2 separate regions of the Homo sapiens genome follow, and region 2 is linked to region 1. A link is a loop called in an ENCODE intact Hi-C map of the cell type or tissue named here. Cell type or tissue: B cell. All regions are shown on one strand. Links, peaks and the distances in the headings refer to the core of each region. The heading gives the core; the rest is flanking DNA. Region 1 overlaps ZNF92 (zinc finger protein 92). Region 2 has its middle 130 kb from the start of ZNF92.

Region 1 (4,416 bases), core at 158-4,157:
CTTTACCTTCTAAAACCAGTTTATAAAAACCTGAAGAGCTGTTTGCTCCTTCAAATTTACAGACACCAATGCAAAACTATATTGTGCCAATGTCAATGCTTCCATTTTAACATAGCACTGGAATTATGTGGCAAAAGAATTTAAAAAATTTAAAAAGCCATTGACATTGAAGACAGATAGGTAAAAAGTTGCTGTTTGTAGATCACATAATCTTATATAGAGAAAATCATAAACATTTAAACATGTCTAAACTAATAATAAATCAGCACAATATGAAATTAACATACAAGTTATGGTTCCATACACTTAAAATAAGCTACATGATATAAAAGAGGAAAAAAACAATCTTATTTGTAATACCATTAAAATAATACATTTCTCCATCCTGGCTAACATGGTGAAACCCCATCTCTACTAAAAATACAAAAAATTAGCCAGGGATGGTGGTTCGCACCTGTAGTCCCAGCTACTTGGCAGGCTGAGGCAGGAGAATGGTGTGAACTCGGGAGGCGGAGCTTGCAGTGAGCCGAGATTGCACCACTGATCTCCAGCCTGGGCAGCAGAGTAAGACTCCGTCTCAGAAAAATAATAGTAATATTAATAATAAATTTCTGGGCTAGGCACAGTAGCTCACACCTGTAATCCCAGCACTTTGGGAGGCCGAGGCGGGCGGATCACAAGGTCAAGAGATCAAGACCATCCTGGCCAACGTGGAGAAACCCCATCTCTACTAAAAATACAAAAATTAGCTGGACGTGGTGGTGCATGCCTATAGTCCCAGCTACTCGGGAGGCTGAGGCAGGAGAATTGCTCGAACCCAGGAGGCAGAGGTTGCTGTGAGCCAAGCTCGCGCCACTGCACTCCAGCCTGGCGACAGAGCGAGACTCTGTCTCAAAAAAACAAAAAGAAAAGTAGTTTAACAGAGTTTCTCAAAATTATGCAGCTATTTGTGTGTCCTCAAAAGCAATGGAAAAGTAGTCAGATTGTGCAGTCTCTTCCTCCCATGAAAAGGACTTTGGCTCTCACTGTAAACTTGAAGAAGATCACCTTAGAAAATTTAAAAGCATTAGACAGAAGATGCCCCTATGTGAGAGCAAAATAAAAGTTTCAGGCTTCCCAGAAACTATTTTTTTTGGAAACAGCTTCCCAAATTACATTTTAAAGACTGAGGCCAGGCGCAGTGGCTCACGCCTGTAATCCCAGCACTTTTGGAAGGCTGAGGCGGGCGGATCACCTGAAGTCGAGAGTTCGAGACTAGCCTGACCAACATGGAGACACCCCGTCTCTACTAAAAATACAAAATTAGCCAGGCATGGTGGTGGGTGCCTGTAATCCCAGCTACTCGGGAGGCTGAAGCAGGAGAATCGCTTGAACCTGGGAGGCAGAGGTTGCAGTAAGCCAAGATCACACCCTTGCACTCCAGCCTGGACAACAAGGTCAAAACTCCGACTAAGAAAAAATGACTGGCCTTCTCCTTGACTTTTGGACCTCTCATTTGTGTTGTCTGTTGTATTAACTGTCACCTACCTGGGGTTTTGTCTACCATCTCATGTCTCTTCAGATTCCAGGGCTCTTTTCCTTGCTCCAGCCAGGTGATCAGGTCTGGCTTAGAGACAGCAATACCTGTTTTATTAAAAATAAATAACATAAATCTTGCTCATATTCTCCAATTACCAACATAGTAATATGCTCAGTAAAGAGGATGCAATAGATTAATCTAGTAAATTAATCCCCAAATACTAATTTATGACAAATATCTAAATATTTTAAATTTGTAGATTTTTTTTTTTAAAGACAGAGCCTCACTCTGTCACCCAGGCTGGAGTGCAATGGCACGATCTCAGCTCACTGCAATCTCTGCCTCCCGGGTTCAAGCGATTCTCCTGCCTCAGCCTCCTGAGTAGTTGGATTACAGGCGCCCACCAACACGCCTGGCTAATTTTTTTATTTTTAGTAGAGACAGGGTTTCACCATGTTGGCCAGGCTGCTCTCGAACTCCTGACCTCAGGTAATCCACCCACCTCAGCCTCCCAAAGTGCTGGGATTACAGGCATGAGCCACCACGCCCAGCCTACATTTGTAGATCTTTAATTTTATTTAATACTGCCCAGTACTACTAAATGAAAAATTGGTGGTAGCAACAATATTTTATGCCAATAAATTTCTGGAATTACCACTAATTTAGAGTGAAGGATATAGATCAGCTCAGGAATGTGGAGAGTTCAGGTCAAAATGAAACATCTTGAAGAAGTTCTTTTCTATACTGACAAATCTCTGTTTTCTTGAAAACTGGGATCTGAAACTCATTTATGCAAAGCATAAATTACCAAAAAACATTTTACAAAGAGGAGAAATGAAACTTTTAGAGCATTGTGTATTGTGTATTGAAGTTATCCTCACCAAGGAAGACCAGGTTTCTGTAGTTCTCTAACATCACATCTCTATATAAATTCCGCTGCGCAGTGTCCAGGCATTGCCATTCCTCTAGAGAGAATTCTATTTTCACATCCCTAAATGTCAGTGGTCCCTGAAAAACACACACACACACACAAACACACATATGTTTACTAAGTGGCCATGGGCAGAATTTTTTATTTGACTTAAGGTGAAATGAAAGAGTAAAGAGAACAAGTTCTGACTTACAGGAGTGACTGAAATGATCCAATAAAATAATTTTCAATACAGAAATATTTTCTAATGTATTCTCTAACTCTGAGAAAAGAGAATGACATAAGATCCATAACACCAGTGTATACATGATACTTTTCTGGATGATAAAGTATAAAATTAAGGGCATGAACACAAACGTACATTTCTGAGTGTATATGTTTCAGATGGAAAAGACATGGAGTTAGAAGTGACCTCTCAAATTTTAATGTGTATGATAAACTGAAGATCTTGTTATGCATATATTTTTTCAGAACATCTGGAATAAAGTCTGAGTTTCTTAATTTCTAAGAAGATCACCAATAATGCCAATGATTTTTGCCCAAGAAGATTATTTTGTCAAGCATCCAGTAAGGGGGAGGAGTGTGGGTTTTCCCAGTTTTTCTGACCCATAAACAAAGACGAGAGCCTTCATTTTCCAAAGACAGATATATGCAAAGAAAACCTAATAAAGAAGGGCAGCTGCCAGATTAACTGTAATGGTTTATGCACATCAGCTGCATAAAGATACTTAATAACTGGCTGGGCCCAGTGGCTTATACCTATAATCCCAGCAGTTTGGGAGGCTGCGGTGGGCGGATCACCTGAGGTCAGGAGTTCAGAGACCAGCCTGGCTAACATGGTGAAACCCCATTTCTACTAAAAATACAAAAAATTAGCCGGGCATGGTGGCGCGTGCCTGTAATCCCAGCTACTCAGGAGGCTGAGGCAGGAGAATTGCTTGAACCCAGGAGGCGGAGGTTGCAGTGAGCCGAGATTGCGCCATTGCACTCTAGCCTGGGGAACGAGAGTGAAACTCCGTCTCAAAAAAAAAAAAAAAAAGAAGAAAGAAAACAGATACTTAATAATCGAGAGAAAAATTACTAACTCTATAGTGAAAAAATCTGTCAGAGAGCTCTTTAACCAAGTGAATCATTAATATCAACTGAACTAGGACAAATTTTTATAATGTGCTGATGAACAGAAGGACACAGCATCACTGCTGGGATATTACTTCCCCAAAAAGTAAATTATAGCCTGAATTTAACCATAAAGAAACATCCATTTTATGCAAAGTTTGAGATACAGATATCTCCCATGTTCTGCAATTTTTAATAGTAATTTTAAATAGTCTTTCTTTAGCACCCTAGACAACATATATCTCCTAATAATTTTCTTCAGAACTTTCTGGGTAGTAAATGCCATCCTGTTTCAAAAAGCATTTTCTTAATCCTGTTCTGCATAGAGCTAATGGAGAAGACAGATGAAACCTCAATATTACATGTTCTCCTTGACTAAGGACCCCAGCTTTTCCCCAATAGGAATCTTGAGTATATTCATCCTCCCATATTCAATAGTCACAAAGGGAACATTTTTAAGATCATAAATTCATGGTGAGAATTCTACATGGCATATAAGAAGCCATGATGTAGAGAAGGCTCCAGTATATAGGAAGAAATATTTGCCTGGGTGCGGTGGCTCATGCCTGTAATCCCAGCACTTTTGGGAGGCCAAGACAGGCAGATCACAAGGTCAGGAGTTCGAGACCAGCCTGGTCAACACGGTGAAACCCCGTCTCTACCAAAAATACAAAAATTAGCCGGGCATGGTGGCACGCGCCTGTAATCCCAGCTAGTTAGGAGGCTGAGGCAGGAGAATTGCTTGAACCCGGGAGGCAGAGGTTGCAGTGAGCCAAGATCATGCCGCTGCACTCCAGCCTGGGTGACAGAGTGAGATTCCTTCTCAAAAATAAATAAATAAAAATTTTTC
Region 2 (4,416 bases), core at 90-4,089, 120 kb before region 1:
CGTAGTTGGGGAGACACGGCCTTAAGCCTTGAGCAGAGAAAGAGACAAGAAACTGTTGGCTCACTTACAACCAAGTGTTGTGTTTATGTTTTAGGTTTTTATGAAACTGAGGTGCTGTTTGAGGTTCTAAATCAAACTGGGTGGTTGAAGAGAGGCTGGTATCCCTGTAGACTTAGCCAGCCATGAGAGGTTGCCTTTTGTTGAAGGACGTGTTTTACAAAGGGAAATAGGGTGTCTCTTGGGCATCACATTAGCACTTAAATACATGTATCACTGAAATGAAATGAAATGATGAAATGATGAAATGATGAAATGAAATGGTCAAATGAAGAAACGAAATGATGAAATGATGAAATGAAATGATGAAATGAAATGATGAGATGAAATGATGAAATGATGAAATGAAATGATCAAATGAAGAAACGTAATGATGAAATGATGAAATGAAGAAATGAAGAAATGAAATGATGAAATGATGAAATGATGAGATGAAATGAAATAATGAAATGATGAAATGAAATTGAATGATGAAATGAAATAATGAAATGATGAAACAAAATGGTGAAATGAAATGAGGAAATGAAATGAAATGATGAAATGAACTGATGAAGTGAAATAATGAAATGATGAAAAGATGAAATGATGAAATGAAATGCTATGAAATGATGAAGTGAAACAATGAAATGATGAAATGAGAAGATGAAATGAAATGATATGAAATGATGAGATGAAATGTAATGAAGTTATGAAGTGAAATGATGAAATGATGAAATAATGAAATGAAATGACGAAATGATGAATTGATGACATGAAATGAAATGCAATGACGAGATTAAAAGGTGAAATGAAACGAAATGATTAAATGAAATGAGATGAAAAGATGAAATGATGAGATGAAATGAAATCATGAGATGAAATGATGAAATGAAATGATAAGATGAAATGAGAAATTGAATGATGAAATGATGAAATGGTGAAATGAAATGAAGTGAAATGAAATGATGAAATGATGAAATGAAGAAATGATATGAAATGATGAAATGAAGTGAAATAATGAAATGATGAAATAAGGAAATGAAATGAATTGACAAAATGAAATGATGAAATGAATGACAAAATGAAAAGATGAAATGAAATGAAATAATGAAATGAGATGAAAAGATGCTATGAATTGATGAGATGAAATGAAATCATGAGATGAAATGATGAGATGAAATCATGAGATGATGAGACGAAGTGAAATGATGAAATGATGAGATGAAATGATGAAATGAAATAATGAAAGGATGAAATGATGAGATGAAATGATGAAATGATGAAATGGAATGAAATGAAATGAAATGGTGAAATGAAATGAGGAAATGAAATGAAGAAATGAAATGATGAAGTGAAATGATGAAATGAAATGATGAAAAGATCAAATGATGAAATGAAGAAATGATATGAAATGATGAAATGAAGTGAAATGATTAATGAAATAATGAAATGAAATGAATTGATGAAATGAAATGAGATGAAAGATGAAATGATGAAATGAGATGAAAAGATGAAATGAGATGAAATGAAATGATGAGATGAAATGAAATCATGAAATTATGAAATGATGAGATGAAGTGAAATGAGGAAATGCAATGATGAGATGAAATGATGAAATGAAATAATGAAAGGATGAAATGAGATTAAATGATGAAAGGATGAAATGAAATGAAATGAGGAAATGAAATGATAAGTCAAATGATGAAATGATGAAATGGAAAGATGATGAAATGATATGAAATGAAATGATGAAATGATATTAAATGATGAAATGAAATGATGAAATGAAGTCAAATGATGAAATGATGAAGTGAAATGAAATGAATTGATGAAATAAAATAATGAAATGAGATGAAATGATGAAATGATGAAATGGAATGATGAAATGAAATGGTGAAATGAAATGAGGAAATGAAATGAAATGAAATGATGAAGTGAAATGATGAAATGATGAAATGAAAAGATCAAATGATGAAATGATATGAAATGATGAAGTGAAATGATTAATGAAATGATGAAATGATGAATTGATGAAATGAAATGATGAGATGAAATGATGAAATGAGATGAAATGATGAGATGAAATGAAATCATGATATGAAATTATGAAATCAGATGAAGTGAAATGATGAAATGAAATGCAATGATGAGATGAAATGATGAAATAATGAAAGGATGGAATGATGAGATGAAATGATGAAAGGATGAAATGAAATGATGAAATGAGGAAATGAAATGAAATGATAAGTCAAATGATGAAATGATGAAATGATAAGTCAAATGATGAAATGATGAAATGGAAAGATGAAATGATGAAATGATATGAAATGAAATGACATGATAAAATGATATTAAATGATGAAATGATGAAATGAAGTCATGATGAAATGATGAAATAAATGAAATGAATTGATGAAATAAATGAATTGAGATAAAAAGATGCAATGATGAAATGAAATGAGATGAAAATATGAAATAAAATGATGAGATGAAATGATGAGATGAAATCATGAGATGAAATGAAATGATGAGATGAAGTGAAATGATGAAATGTTGAGATGAAATGATGAAATGATGAAAGGAAATGAAAGAATGAGATGAAATGATAAGATGGAATGATGAAATGATGCAATGAAATGATGAAAGGAGGAAATGAAATGAAATGATGAAATGAGGAAGTGAAATGATGAAATGAAATGATGAAATAGATGAACCAAAATACTTATTCATTTTTTTCTTGGCATCCTTCTAAGAGTATTTTAGTGAGGTTAATTTCTAAAACTAAATTGCTATTCAATGGCTATACAGTTGGCCTTTGCACCACAGGGGTTTGAACTGTGCAGGTCCACTTAGCAAAACCAACAATTCTACATCCTTCTCCACACCCTGCCCATGAAAAGGATGAGGATGAAGATCTGTTTGATCATGTACTTCCATTTAATAACTAGTAAATATATTTTCCTTATGATTTTCTTTTTCTTTTCTCTGGCATGTTAAGAATACAGTATATAAGAAATATAACATGTTAAATATGTGTTAATTGACTGCTTGTGTTACTTGTAAGGCTTAGAGTAGGCTATTAGTAAAGTTTTGGGGGAGTCAAAGTTATAGTGGGTTTTCTACTGTGCAGGGGGGCCAGCACCCCAACCTCCGTGTTGCTTAAGGGTCAACTGTACATGTTATTTCCTTTCCTGTAAGAGAAAAATGATGAGAAGGTCTTTTCTCCAATAAGTGTATTCAAAATATAGCAGACTTGAAATGTGTTGGCGCCACCATTTTGCGTCTCACTTTGAAAACTTATTATTAAAAATCGTACTAAAGCCTTACTTTTCCAACCTTAGAAAAAATGTTACAAAGGAGTGAAACCATGCTAGTTTGCCCCGAAATTTGAAATTATCTTGTAAAAATATATTTTTACATTAATTGCTTCCAAAATAGAGATCAGTTGCATACAAATGGCAGGTCACCCTAATCCACCCTATGACTGCACTTAGATTCATGAGGAATTGTGCCATCTAGAAAGGGCAGAGAAGAGGAGCCACATGCTTTGATTCTGTTGTCACTGTGTACTTACTGCTAGGAAGAGGGCATGTTTGTGTATTTTTATGCTAATTATTATCCAAGTAGTTAATGATTTAGGCTTTCAGAGCCATATAAAGATTTTTTCCTTTCAGATATAAACTATCTTGCATTGTTCTTCTGATCATATGAGGGATAAATTTGCCTAAATATTCTTCAGACCATAATGTTATGTCCATATAAATGCCAGTAGCAAGAGTAGAATCAACCACAGCTGCCTTTGTAATTATTAAAAGCATGTGTGCCCATAAGTAATTGGCATTTTATATAATCAAGAATCTTTGATATAATAATCTCTCAACTATTTGAAATGGCTCACTTATATTAATTTTTTATGCAAATACATATATATAATATTGTATATGAAACAATTTTGGACTGTAGAACAGCTTCTTAGAATCTTGACTTAAATGTCCACAGTAATATTTGACTGAAAAAAATTTAGCACACTGTCACTATGATGAAAAAATTACTATAAAATTATTTTAAAAATTTTTCCACCCTAACATTTAGAACATTCTCACATTTGTGGTTAAAACCTATTGTGATTGTTCCTAGAATTTAGATAAAAAATGTTCCAGAAAGTTTGAAGAGAAGCACTTCAGTCAATTTGTATTTGTTCAAGCATGAAGAAATGGCATTTCATTGACATTTTAAAAACTATTCAGATTTGAATTCAAGTGTTTCAAAGATATCTTATTTTTAAATACCAAAATAGGAATAGAATATGAAGGGCTGGTTATGAGTAATATGATACACTTTTATGAGAGGATGAGATTACAATAACAATACCTCCTCTCA

The links. A loop is a pair of places that touch in the nucleus more often than their neighbours do. Peaks named below come from ENCODE experiments on the same cell type or tissue, not always from the same donor. Only the 100,000 strongest peaks of a DNase experiment are listed, where the experiment ranks them.
Region 2: it touches region 1 in a loop (4-fold over the local background); 3 of 110 quality-filtered maps call a loop at or near these places.

Annotation. Positions count from the first base shown.
Region 1 is chr7:65,386,013-65,390,428 of GRCh38, reverse strand. It overlaps ZNF92 (zinc finger protein 92), which reads right to left. Exons shown (of 4, transcript NM_152626.4): 2 at 2,401-2,527; 3 at 1,528-1,623. Among named protein-coding and RNA genes, the nearest start is that of ZNF92, 14 kb to the right of the region's middle. In B cell, for the core only: no CTCF peak of the experiment used is centred there; a DNase peak (open chromatin) is centred at 2,358; H3K4me3 peaks cover 760 bases; H3K27ac peaks cover 3,426 bases.
Region 2 is chr7:65,501,834-65,506,249 of GRCh38, reverse strand. It overlaps the pseudogene LOC101929322. Among named protein-coding and RNA genes, the nearest start is that of ZNF92, 130 kb to the right of the region's middle. In B cell, for the core only: a CTCF peak has its summit at 1,657; no DNase peak of the experiment used is centred there.